2 separate regions of the Homo sapiens genome follow, and region 2 is linked to region 1. A link is an interaction called in ENCODE POLR2A ChIA-PET data of the cell type or tissue named here. Cell type or tissue: HepG2. All regions are shown on one strand. Each heading gives the region's core, and the rest is flanking DNA. Links, peaks and the distances in the headings are about the cores only.

What was found. Peaks named below come from ENCODE experiments on the same cell type or tissue, not always from the same donor. Only the 100,000 strongest peaks of a DNase experiment are listed, where the experiment ranks them.
Region 2: POLR2A ChIA-PET joins it to region 1 with 5 read pairs; 3 of 35 experiments call an interaction of 5 or more read pairs at or near these places.

Annotation. Positions count from the first base shown.
Region 1 is chr2:38,682,994-38,689,803 of GRCh38, forward strand. The region is part of intron 3 of GALM (galactose mutarotase); the gene reads left to right. LOC124905993 (a long non-coding RNA gene) reads right to left here. Exons shown (of 3, transcript XR_007086292.1): 3 at 890-2,681. Among named protein-coding and RNA genes, the nearest start is that of GALM, 20 kb to the left of the region's middle. In HepG2, for the core only: no CTCF peak of the experiment used is centred there; a DNase peak (open chromatin) is centred at 2,538.
Region 2 is chr2:38,786,366-38,793,175 of GRCh38, forward strand. No RefSeq gene overlaps it. Among named protein-coding and RNA genes, the nearest start is that of GEMIN6, 12 kb to the left of the region's middle. RefSeq lists an enhancer at 2,714-3,214 and a silencer at 5,509-5,709. In HepG2, for the core only: no CTCF peak of the experiment used is centred there; no DNase peak of the experiment used is centred there.

The DNA of each region.
Region 1 (6,810 bases), core at 1,402-3,901:
AACAAACGACAGAAATAGAAGAAAGTATTGTTTTATGTAGGTAAAAAACTCGGTGATAATTCTGTTTTTTACATTTTTTGCATACTTAGGACATCCTATTTAATAATAGGGAGGGGAGATCTAAAGGAATAGATTAGAAATAAAAAGAGAAATTATGCATGCAGTATTCCATCTGCCAGTGTGTTCCAATGAAGGAGACAATATGGGAATGTTAGGTTTACTAAGGCTTTTTACGACTCTTCCAATCCTGCAGGGACTTGGAGTGACGGGTATTTCTGAATCTCTTTTCAGAGGCTGAATAGTTTCCTAGATCATAGACCCCACCCAAAAGCGCGGTCAATGAACTTCCTTCCGTATACCACAGATTGAATATCCCTTATCCAAAATACTTGAGGCCAGAAATGTTTTGGATTTTGGAGATTTTCAGATTTTGGAATATTTGCGTTATATATACTTATTTGTTCAGCATTCCTAATCTGAAAACTCGAAATCTGGAATGCTCCAGTGACTACTTCTGAGCGTCATGTTGGCACTCAAAAAGCTCAGATTTTGGAGCATTTCAGATTTTAGATTGTCCTCTTTTTTTTTTTGAGGTGGAGTTTCACTCTTGTTGCCCAGGCTGGAATGCAGTGGCACGATCTCGGCTCACTGCAACCTCCACCTTCTGGGTTCAAGCAATTCTCCTGCCTCAGCTTCCCTAGTAGCTGGGATTACAGGCGCCCACGACCACGCCCAGCTAATTTTTGTATTTTTGGTAGAGATGGGGTTTCACCATGTTGCCCAAGCTGGTCTCGAACTCCTGACCTCGGGTGATCCACCCGCTTCAGCCTCCCAAAGTGCTAGGATTACAGGCGTGAGCCACCGCACCTGGCCCCAGATTTTAGATTTTCAGATTAGGGATTTTCAACCTCTATCTTAGTAAGCGTAGCTTGAATCCACAGCCACTAACTTCAGGTTTGAAGGTGGATGGGGGCACCAGCCTTCCAAGGCACTCCGGTAGGAGTGGATGATCACCAAGCCAGACCTGGAGTCAAGGGCCTCTGCATCTTCAGAATATCTCTTGCCATACCTTGAGAAGCATTATCATATATCTCAAACCCTCCCCAGGCACATAGCTCAAAACCTGATATTTAAATTAGTCAGCTCATCTTATATATTTTTGTTTGTTTTTTAAATTTAATAAGTGGTATTTTTGTTCTATTTGGGCCCAAGTATTGCTCATCACTTCTAAGTTTGAGGGTTGGAGACCTGGGGAGGAGGGGAGAACTGGCTTTGTCAAAGAATATAAAAGGTATGTAGGTTGCAGGTCGTTTTTTGTTTTATTTTATTTTTCTGTTCCTTCCTGTGCCTAACACAAAACTGGGATAACTTTTTTTTTATTGAAACTTTACCTAAAGACCTGGGTGTGGTGGCTCATGCCTGTAATCCCAGCACTTTGGAAGGCCAAGGTGGGAGCATCACTGGAGCCCAGGAGTTCAAGACCAGACCGGGCAACATAGAGAGATCCCCCATCTCTAAAAACAAACAAACAGGCTGGGTGCGGCAGCTCACGCCTGTAATCCCAGCACTTGGGAGGCCAAGGTGGGCAGATCACTTGAGGTCAGGAGTTCAAGACCAACCTGCCCAACATGGTAAAAACCCGTCTCCACTAAAAATACAAAAAATTAGCTGGGCGTTGTGGTAGATGCCTGCAATCCCAGCTAATCAGGAGGCCGAGGCATGAGAATTGCTTGAACCCAGGAGACGGAGGTTGCAGTGAGCCAAGATTGCGCCACTGGACTCCATCTTGGATGACACAGTGAGACTGTGTTTTTATAAACAATAAAAACAAACAAACAAAAAAACAACAGAAACTTTACCGAAAGAGTTATGAAAGCAGGTCTGGGGGAATTCGAGATGAAAAGCAATAGCATGTGGTACATGACAGGTAGACATGTCATTAAGGACCCAGGTTCTTCCAGTTTTCCATCTGCTTCCTCAGTATTTTGGCTTTTGTCTTCAGGCTTGTCCCCTCATGGCCACAGCTCCAGGAATCACCTCCTCATATAGTCACATCCAGAGACAAAAAGACCCATTCCATTTTTCATATCTCTAATGTCCTCTTTTTAAGAAAAAGCAATGCTTTTCCTAGAAGCCCTCCAGCCAACTTTCTCTGATTTCTCATTGGCCAGAAGTGTGGCCTATGCTCTGCCTAACCCAATCGCCAGCAAGGGAATTAGGCCATGATGATTGGCTTAGACCAGTCAAAATTTGCCCTCTGGAAATGGAGCGGGGGTGGGTCCTCTTCCCTGAATATCTGGTCTAGCATAGGATAAATCAACAAGCCTAGTTTCTGCCTGGGGGCACAGAGTTGCTGGTAAAAGAGTTGCCATGGCTTGTGGGTAGTAACCCACAGTGTCTGTACCCTCCTGCTAGAGGTGATGAGAGCTGAGTTAAGGCTGTGGTAGTGATATTGCACAATGTCTTTAAAGTCCCCTGCAAATCATAATGGGCTCTATAAATGGTTAATGTTACAAACAGGTAGCAGCCAAGCAAAGTTAACCAAAACAAACACTGAACCCAGAGATGGGCCTCAAGGTCTGTTTGTGAATCAGCATTTCTTGCCAAGTTTTCATCAGCCTTGAAAGGAAATGATTCCAACAGTAATATTCCACCAGAGTAGATCATTGCGTTTTTCCAGCCTAGAAGAGTCATAAAAAGAAGCATGCATTTTTATTTTTATTTTTTATTTTTTATTTTTTTGAGACGGAGTCTCACTCTGTCTCCCAGGCTGGAGTGCAGTGGCGCAATCTCGGCTCACGGCAATCTCCGCCTCCCAAGTTCCAGGGATTCTCCCGCCTCAGCCTCTGGAGTAGCTGGGATTACAGGCACGTGCCCCTGGCTAATTTTTTGTATTTTTAGTAGAGATGGGGTTTCACCATGTTGGCCAGGCTGGTCTTGAACTCCTGACCTGAAGTGATCCGCCCATCTCGGCCTCCCAAACTTCTGGGATTACAGGCCTGAGCCACCATGCCTGGCCACAAAGCATGCATCTCTTTAACGAAGGAATGTTACTACTGCTTGGTGACCCAGTGACCCTTAAGAGGGTGGGTGCCTGATGAATGTTCTTTTCCTTCTCCTCCTAGGCTTCTTCCTAAATCTCAGGCTCATCAGTTTATTTGGAGTGTGATTTTCATGTTGATTCATTTCTCTAGTGCTTAAAAAAAAAAAACCACAGAAAGTGGAAATTTCTTTCTTTCTTTCTTTCTTTCTTTCTTTCTTTCTTTCTTTCTTTCTTTCTTTCTTATTTTGAGATGGAGTCTCGCTCTGTCTCCCAGGCTGGAGTGCAGTGGCGCGATCTTGGCTCACTGCAACCTCCGCCTCCCGGGTTCACGACATTCTCCTGCCTCAGCCTCCCGAGTAGCTGGGACTACAGGCGCCCACCACCATGCCCAGCTACTTTTTTGTATTTTTAGTAGAGATGGGGTTTCACCGTGTTAGCCAGGATGGTCTGATCTCCTGACCTCGTGATCCACCCACCTTGGCCTCCCAAAGTGCTGGGATTACAAGCATGAGCCACCGTGCCTGGCCAGAAAGTGGAAATTTCTAAGCAGCTTTATTTATAATAGTAAAACACTGGAAGCAACCCAGAAGTCTATCAACAGGAGAATGGATAAACAAATTGTGATACAGTCATACAACGGAATACTACTCAACAATACAAAGGAATATAACATGGATGATCCCAGTAGCATTATGTTGTGTGGAAATAACAAGGCACCAAAGAATATGTACTGCATACTTCTGTTTCTAAGGAGGCAGGCACCTAGGAAACAGAGTGAAGACCTGAATTAATGCTAGGCCAGGAGTCTGGAGAATGGCTTTGCCTCCTGCAGGTGTCCTCATTGGATGACATTACATAGCTTGTGTTCCTCCAGGCTTATTTGTGCACAGGAAGTATGGAGGTGCTTTGGTCCACCTGGGTTCTCTTTTTCTAACACTATTCAGCTCTGTATGTGGGCTGCAGCTCCCAGTTTAGCGCCACCAAGGCCTGGAACCCAACCTTCACACCCCTTGTCTCGACTGACCCAAAGCCCTCTGTGTTGAGCTGAGTAGTGAACAAATAGGGCCAAGGAAATACAGTAGTCCCAAATTCTCTTCCCTCAGCTCCTCTCCCACAGTCCCAGGGGCATCTCCAGGTGCTGGCACCACCCTGAGGCATGCGAGGATGGCAGGAGAGAGAGCCGCACAGAAGAGACATCCTCTCTAGGCTAGACCTGCTCTAGGCAGGGGTACAGACCCTCTCCCATCTTGGACCTGCTGCCCCAGCTCACAGCAGAGTGAGCTGTAGAAAGTGCAGAGGAGAGGCCTTTGCCCTGGCTTTGTCCCCCACCCACTCATACCCCTGCCCAGCACACACCCACTGGGAGAAAACAAGAGCATCATAGTTCTTCTGGACAGGCATGGTGGCTCAAGTCTGTAATCCCAGCACTTTGGGAGGCCAAGGCAGGCAGATTACTTGAGGTCTGGAGTTCGAGACCAGCCTGGCCAACATGGTGAAACCCCATCTCTACTAAAAATACAAAAATTAGCCTAGCATGGTGGTGGGCACCTGTAATCCCAGCTACTTAAGGAGGCTAAGGCAGGAGAATTGCTTGAACCCTGGAAGTGGAGGTTGCAGTGACCCAAGATTGCGCCACTGCACTCCAGCCTGGGCGACACAGTAAGACTCTGCCTCCGAAAAAAAAAAAAAGAGAATCGTAGTTTTTCAGAAAAAGAGCCTACTAGTGGTGTAATTAAACCAGTTTCTGTCGTGTTTAGACATGCATTCTCATGGTCTCTAAAATCTTGACCTTTCTTTTCAGAATTACTCAGTTGGATTGTGTGGGCCAGTCTTTCAGACCATAGAATCTGTTTCCAGCTAACCTGTCCTAACCCTGTCTCAAAAAAACCAGTCGGCCGGGCACAGTGCCTCACACCTGTAATCCCAGCACTTTGGGAGGCTGAGGTGGGTGGATCACCTGAGGTCAGGAGTTTAAGACTAGCCTGACCAACATGGTGAAACCCCATCTCTACTAAAAATACAAAAATTAGCCAAGTGTGGTGGCACACGCTTGTAATCCCAGCTGCTCGGGAGGCTGAAGCAGGAGAATTGCTTGAACCTGGGAGGCAGAGACTGCAGTGAGCCAAGATTACACTACTTCACTCCGGCCTGGGCGACAGAGTGAGACTCCGTCTCAAAAAAAAAAAAAATGTGTACTGGGTGCGGTGACTCACACCTGTAATCCCAGCACTTTGGGAGGCCGAGGTGAGCAGATCACCTGAGGTCGCGAGTTCGAGACCAGCCTGACCAACATGGAGAAACCCCGTCTCTACTAAAAATACAAAATTAGCCAGACGTGGTGGTGCATGCCTGTAATCCCAGCTACTAGGGAGGCCGAGGCAGGAGAATCACTTGAACCCGAGAGGCGGAGGTTGCAGTGAGCCGAGATCGCGCCATTGCATTCCGGCCTTGGCAACAAGAGCGAAACTCGGTCTCAGAAAAAAAAAAAAAGTCAAATGTCAAATATCCCCTGAGAGACAAAATTATCCCCAATTGAGAACCACTAGTTTAGCTCATCTTTGAGCATTCACTGAGCAAAAGCCCTCACTTGGTTTCCCTTCCACATCTTCTGGTGTGAAGCTTTAAAATATGTTGCTATTGATAATATAAAATAATATTTGTACTAGAAACATGCATGTATAAAGTTATTTGCCGATTTGCAAACAACACAATGCACCTTTCCTACACTGTTATTCACAAGGACCCTGGAAAAGGTAGAGGCATCATTAGCCCAAATTTATTTTATTTTATTTATTTTGAGATGGAGTTTTGCTCTTGATGCCCAGGCTGGAGTGCAATGGCACGCGCGATCTTGGCTCACCGCAACCTCCACCTCCCGGGTTCAAGCAATTCTCCTGCCTCAGCCTCCTGAGTAGCTGAGATTACAGGCATGTGCCACCACACCTGGCTAATTTTGTATTTTTAGTAGAGACGGGGCTTCTTCTTTTTGGTCAGGCTGGTCTCGAACTCCTGACCTCAGGTGATCCGCCTGCCTCGGCCTCCCAAAATGCTGGGATTACAGGCATGAGCCACCGCGCCCGGCCTCATTAGCCCAATTTTAAACCAAAGGAAATGAGAGTCTATGAGGTTAAATGAATTCCCTGGGACCACTCAGGAAGAGCTGGAACTACACCCCAGGCCTTCTGACACTGACCAGTACACCAGCCTTTGACTCCCCTGCAAAGGCCAGGCTGCATCTTCATGGAGGAGGTGGGCAAATTCTCAAAAGCAGGGACTGCGGTTCTGACACCTGGGCTTCTGTCATGGAGCAGAGAGTGGGGCCTCTGTGTGGAAACTGGGCTAGAGGGGGGTGCCAGGTGCACCCCCAGGAGTGAGCCTGGAGCAGTACCCTGACCTCTCAGGATGTGTGTGTTCCTGGTTACCAGTCATTGCTCTTCTGTTTGCCTGGCAAGTGAGAAGAATAGAAGAAACACCTCCACTAATAAGCCAAGGTCCAAAAGGCTTTCAAACCACTGTGGTCTCTGACTTTTCACCTTCATATTCTATTTAGAAAAGAAAATGCATGCACACTTGAAAGTTTCTTCCAAATTTATCTGTTGCTATTTTGAGGCCTTATCTACCTCCACTTAGTTGATTATATTTAATCATGACCATCAGCCAAACAAGATTTTAAAAGTTTTTGTCAATGCCTGAAAACATTTTTGCAAGATAAGTTAAAAAACAAATATATGAAATAAGACTAAGCAGAAAACCTTTCCCCTACCTTT
Region 2 (6,810 bases), core at 1,352-3,851, 100 kb after region 1:
TCCCTCCTCAGCCTCCCAAAGTGCTGGGATTATAGGCTTGAGGCACTAACCACACCCGGCCTTTGTTTTTGATGACAGCCATTCTAGTTAAGTTGTGAAGCAGTATCTACTTGTGGTTTCGTTTTGCATTTCCCTCGTGACTAAGGATATTGAGCATCTTTTCATGTGCATATTAAACCATTTGTTTATCTTCTTTGTTGAAACGTTTATTGAGATATTTTGCCTTTTTTTTTTTTTTTTTTTGCAACTTCTTCCAGGAAGGCACTAATTTTTAAAATAGGGTATTTACTGGCCGGGCGCAGTGGCTCACACCTGTAATCCCAGCACTTTGGATAGGCCGAGGTGGGCGGATCACGAGGTCAAGAGATTGGGATCATCCTGGCCAATATGGTGAAACCTTGTCTCTACTAAAAACACAAAAATTAGCTGGGAATAGTGATGTGCGCCTGTAGTCCCAGCTACTCGGGAGGCTGAGGCAAGAGAATCGCCTGAACCTGGGAGGCGGAGGTTGCAGTGAGCCAAGATCACGCCTCTCAAAAAAGAAGATAAGTGATTTGCAAATATTTTCTCCCAGCCTCTCTCATTTGTATGTTCTTAATGGTGCTTGTTTTTTGTTTGTTTGTTTGTTTGTTTGTTTTTGGAGACAGGGTCTCACCCAGTCACCTAGGTTGGAGTGGAGTGGCACCATCTCAGCTCACTGCAACCTCTACCTCCTGGGCTCCCACCTCTGCCTCCAGAGTAGCTGGGACTACGGGCGCCACCATGCCTGGCTAATTTTTACATTTTTCTTTTTTTAGAGACAGGGTCTCCCTATGTTGCCAGGGCTGGTATGGAACACCTGGGCTCAAGCAGTCCTCCCACCACAGTCTCTCTAGTAGCTGGAACCACAGGCACACCCACCATGCCCAGTTAATTTAAAAAGTTTTTTTTTTTTTTTGGTAGAGGAAGGGTCTTACTATGTTTCCCAGGATGGTCTGGAACTTCTGAGCTCGGCCTCTCAAAGTGCTGGGATTACAGGCATGAGCCACAGAGCCCTGCCTGAGAAAGTCTTAAAAAGCACAATTAAGAGACTTGGTTGAATCCCTTAGCTCCCTTTTAATTTCAACAGACATCCATACTCTTCAGACCCTTCTGGAGGCTAAATTATGGTCCAGATTGAATTATTCAAATAACTTGAACCTGGGAGGTGGAGGTTGCAGTGAGCCAGGATCACACCACTGCGCTCCGGCTTGGGCGACAGAGTGAAACTCTGTCTCAAAAAAAAAAAAAAAGTATTCAAATAAACTTTATTTCTCTGTTCTCATGTATCCCTATTTATCTTTGTATTCTGAGTTCCTAACAGGGTGACTGACACATAGCACTTCTTTAAAATATGTTAAATTGAAATTTTAAGGCCAGGTGCAGTGTCTCACACCTAGAATCCCAGCACTTAGGGAGGCCGAGGCGGGTCGATCAATTCAGGTCAGCAGTTCCGGCCAACGTGGTGAAACCCCATCTCTACAAAAAAATACAAAAATTAGCTGGGCGTGGTGGCTCACGCGTGTAATCCCAGCTACTCGGGAGGCTGAGGCATGAGAATCACATGAACCTGGGAGGCGGAGGTTGCAATGAGCTGAGATTGTGCCACTGCACTCCAGCCTGGGCAACAGAGCAAGACACTGTGTAGAAAGAAAGAGAGAGAGGGAAGGAGGGAGCGAAATAAATTATAAGCATAAACATGGAGGGCATTTTTGCAACCCCAATATGGGTTTCAAACTAGCCAAGTGGCAAACATTAGTTATAAACTGGACAATTGGATTTTTTTTTTTTTTTTTAGATGGAGTTTCACTCTTGTTGCCCAGGCTGGAGTGCAATGGCGTGATTTCAGCTCACCGCAACCTCCGCCTCCCAGGTTCAAGCGATTCTCCTGTCCCAGCCTCCCGAATAGCTGGGATTACAGGTATGCACCACCACGCCCAGCTAATTTTGTATTTTTAGTAGAGATGGGGTTTCTCCATGTTGGTCAGGCTGGTCTCAAACTCCTCACCTCAGGTGATCAGCCTGCCTCGGCCTCCAAAAGTGCTGGGATTATAGGCGTGAAGCCACCGTGCCCGGTGGCTTTCTTGTTAACTAATCAGATTTCATGCTTCAGTTAATTCAGTCTTAGTCATGCTTATTGTAAAAAAGGATGGTATAAATATTTATGAGCTAGAAGTAATAGCAAGAGCTGGAGTTTGAATGGGAAGGTGCACAGGTGAATTTCAGAGACAGAAGGGCAGCATTAACAGAAACGTTTCTAATTACTAATTGTTTTGCTCTTGGTCTATAATCAGTGGATGAGTTTCTTTACCACATGGGATAGTCCCTTGGTGCCCATCCTATAGCATGGCTCCTGATTTGTAAAGACATCTGTCTTCTAAGGAGCATAGCATGTCTTTGCTGTTCTGTCTGGTAATCCTACTAATAATCAAGTCCTCAAACAAACGGATTTTTCCAGTTCACGCTATAGGAGAAGGGTTACTGAGCCTAGGAACTAAAGTTTTTAATCAGGCTTCACTTTAAACATCCTACAGTCAGCCAGGTGCGGTGGCTCATGCCTGTAATCCCAGCACTTTGGGAGACCAAGGCGGGTGGATCACCTGAGATCAGGAATTCGAGACCAGCGTGATCAGCATGGTGAAACCCCGTCTCTACTAAAAATTAGCCAGGTGGTAATTAGCGTGGTGGTGAGTGCCTGTAATCCCAGCTACTCGGGAGGCTGAGGCAGGAAAATTGCTTGAACCCAGGAGGCGGAAGTGAGCTGAGATCATGCCATTGCACTCCATCCTCGGCGACACGGTGACACTCCTTTTCAAAGAAAACAAAAAACAACAAAAAACAAAAAAAATTCTACATTCATAACCCTCTAGAGTCATATACTTTAAAACAAAACAGGCTGGGCGCAGTGGATCAAGCCTGTAATCCCAGCACCTTGGGAGGCTGAGGCGGGTGGATCACGAGTTCAGGAGATGGAGACCATCCTGGCTAACATGGTGAAACCCCGTCTCTACTAAAAATACAAAAAAATTAGGTGGGCGTGGTGGTGGGCGCCTGTAGTCCCAGCTACTTGGGAGGCTGAGGCGGGAGAATGGCGTGAACCCGGGAGGCGGAGCTTGCAGTGAGCAGAGATCACGCCACTGCACTCCAGCCTGGGCGACAGAGCAAGACTCTGCCTCAAAAAAAAAAAACAAAACAAAATAACAAAACAGGCCGGGCGCGGTGGCTCACGCCTGTAATCCCAGCACTTTGGGAGGCCGAGGCGGGCGGATCACGAGGTCAGTAAATCGAGCCCATCCTGGCCAACATGGTGAAACGCCGTCTCTACTAAAAATACAAAAAAAAAATAGCTAGGTGTGGTGGCGGGCGCCTGTAGTCCCAAATACTCGGGAGGCTGTGGTAGGAGAATGGTGTGAACCCGGGAGACGTAGCTTGTCGTGAGCCGAGATTGTGCCACCGCACTGCAGCCTGGGCGACAGAGCGAGACTCCGACTCAAAAAAAAAAAAAAAAAGCATATTGGCCAAAGTCGACTAGGTTGGACTTTGTTCAAAGATAAAGTAACAGGGTGTGTGTGTGTGTGTGTGCATGGGTGTGTTTTAAACATTTTAATGTGGGCCTAAGTGTGACAACTTGAATTTTGTAGTGCAGAGGTTTAGCAGTAGTAGCATTCACATACAAGTCATGTCTTCACATTTTCAAAATAAGTGATTCTGGCCAGGCGCGGTGGCTCATGCCTGTAATCCCAGCACTTTGGGAGGCCGAGGCAGGCAGATAACCTGAGGTCAGGAGTTTGAGACCAGCCTGGCCAACATGGTGAAACCCCATCTCTACTAAAAATATAAAAATTAGCCGGGCATGCTGGCAGGTGCCTGTAGTCCCAGCTACTCGGGAGGCTGAGGCAGAAGAATTGCTTAAACCCAGGAGGCAGAGGTTGGAGTGAGCTGAGATTGCTCCATTGCACTCCAGCCTGGGTGACAAGAGTGAGACTCCATCTCAAAAACAAAAACAAAAGAAAAGTGGTTTTTTTGGTAAAAAGCCAAAACAAAATTTAATGGTAGAACATGTTTTTAAAGTAAATGTATCCCTATTCATCTGTGCCAGGCTTTTCTCATTTGTACATATAATTTCTTCAAATTCTTAAGTACTTAGAATTCTTGATAAGAACAAAATGTACACACAAGCTCTTATTCACACAGTACATATTTATTAGAGTTGATTTGGCAGAGATTTTCACTATATTTTTATTTTATTTTTTTTTGAGACAGTCTTGCTCTGTTGCCCAGGCTGGAGTACAGTGGCATGATCTCTGCTCACTGCAACGTCTGCCTCCTGGGTTCAGGCGATTCTCCTGCCTCAGCCTCCTGAGTAGCTGGGATTACAGGCGTGTGCCACCATATCTGGCTAATTTTTTTTGTATTTTTAGTAGAGACAGAGTTTCACCATGTTGGCCAGGCTGGTCTCGAACTCCTGACCTCAGGTGATGCACCGGCCTCGGCCTCCTAAACTGCTGGGATTACAGGCATGAGCCACTGCGCCCAGCCGAGATTTTCACTTTCTGTAGTTCAAAATATATTTTCATTTTCAGAGATGTCTATGGGCATAATTTACACCTAATAGCTATTAGGCTTTGTTAGTGATTACTTATCTCATTTTGTTTAAAGCAGGGTTTTCTTCACCTTGGCTGTATTGGCATTTTGGACCGAGTGATTTTTTCTTTGGGTATCCTGTGCCTTGTGGGATATTCAGCAGTATCCCTGGCCTCTAAGCACTAGATGCCAGTAGCACCTCCCACCCCACAAGCTGTGAAAACCAACAATGTCTTTGGACATCGCCAAATGTTTCCTGCCCCCTCAAAACTGCCCCCATTTGAGAACCATTTGTTTAAAACAAATAAAAACTACATTGAGCTGGGTACAGAGACTCAAGCCTATAATCCCAGTACTTTGGGAGGCAGAGGTGGGTGGATTGCTTGAGCCCATGAGTTGGAGACCAGCCTAGGCAACAGCAAAACCCCGTCTCTACTAAAAGTACAAAAAAAAAAAAAAAATTAGCCCAGCATCGTGGCGCATGCCTGTAATCCCACCTACTCAGGAGGCTGAGGTGGGAGGATCACTTGAGCCCGAGAGGCAGAGATTGCACTACTGCACTCCAGCCTGGCCTACAGAGCAAGACCCTGTCTCAAAAAACAGAAAAATAAAAGAACCCCTACATTGTCTCCCGGGTGAGGAAACTTCTTTAAACTCTTTGTACAGGATAGGGCCCCGTATTTGTTAATCTCTATGGACAAATAAAGTCTTATTTGAAAGGTTAACAGGCATTGTTGTTAAAATACATTTCAAACTCAAGGATGGACAAGCCTGGGCAACATGGTGAAACCCCAACTCTACAAAAAGTACAAAAAATTAGTTGGGCATGGTGGCACATGTCTGTAGTCCCAGCTGCTCCAGAGGCTGAGGCAGGAGGATCCCCTGGGCCCAGGGAGGTTGAGGCTGCAGTGAGTGGTGATCGTACCACTGCACTCCAGTGGCATTGGTGTGAGACCTTGTCTCAAAAAAAAAAAAAAAAAAAGAGGAACCAAAGGATGGAATGAAGCAACACTTCCTCAAAGTGGAATCTCAGGACATAAATGGACCTTCTTGGCTGCTATTCTGTCTTTTATTATTATTTTCTTTTTGTCCACCTGAACATTCATGTCTTTTATGAGGAATAAAATGTTCATGTTTTTTCTAAGGAAGAAAACCAGACATGGATAATCTCTATAGTATAAATTCATTCAACATAGAAGAAAAATAACTCCTTCAGGCCATTTTCAGTAAAACCTAGGATGGAGAAGGTAGCAGTAACTGCATTTTCTGAATAAAGGAATAATTAATGACACCTCACTGAAATGCTCTTGCTGAGAATGTTTATTAAATAATAATAATATATTATTATGATGATGATTATTATTTGAGACAGAGTCTTGCTCTGTTGTCCAGGCTGGAGTGCAGTGGCACAATCTCGGCTCACTGCAACCCCTGCCTCCGGGTTCAAGTGATTCTCCTGCCTCAGCCTCCTGAGTAACTGGGACAACAGGTGCATACCACCACGCCCGGCTAATTTTTAAAATATTTTTAGTAGAGACAGGGTTTCACCATATTGGCTACACTGTGCCTAGCCTCCTGACCTCGTGATCCACCCGCCTCAGCCTCCCAAAATGTTGGGATAGCAAGCGTGAGCCACCGCACCTGACACAATTATGTATTATTATACCTGACTTCTCAATATTGTGTTTGTAGCATATCAGGGATCATTTTAAACACTGATTTTCATTGCTAGTAGTTATGAGATTGGGCTGAATTTCTAAGACCACCCCTTAGAAGTTGGTTTTCCAAACAAATGCCTCATAATGGTTTTTGTTGCCATTTCTCTCCTAAAAAATTCAAAGAGGTGAAAAAATCTAGGTGACTAGATTCTAAGCCATCCCTTATCATAGCTGTCTCAACTGGAGCCCTGTGTCCTGGCTTATTTAGTCAATTAGCCAGGCATGAACTGACTCAGGAGCAGCTCTGGGGCTAGCCTAGATGGGGCAAAGAGGCTGAACTATCTGGGGGAACAGGTTGTTGATGTTTTGGTTGCTGCCCTGTATCTTTTCTGTTTGTTTGGTTGTTTGGGACAGGATCTTGCTCTGTCACCCAGGCTAGAGTGCTGTGGCACAATCACGGCTCACTGCAGCCTCAACCTCCTAGGCTCCGGGTGATCCCCCTGCCTCAGCCTCCCCAAGTAGCTGGGACTACAGGCACACACCACCATGC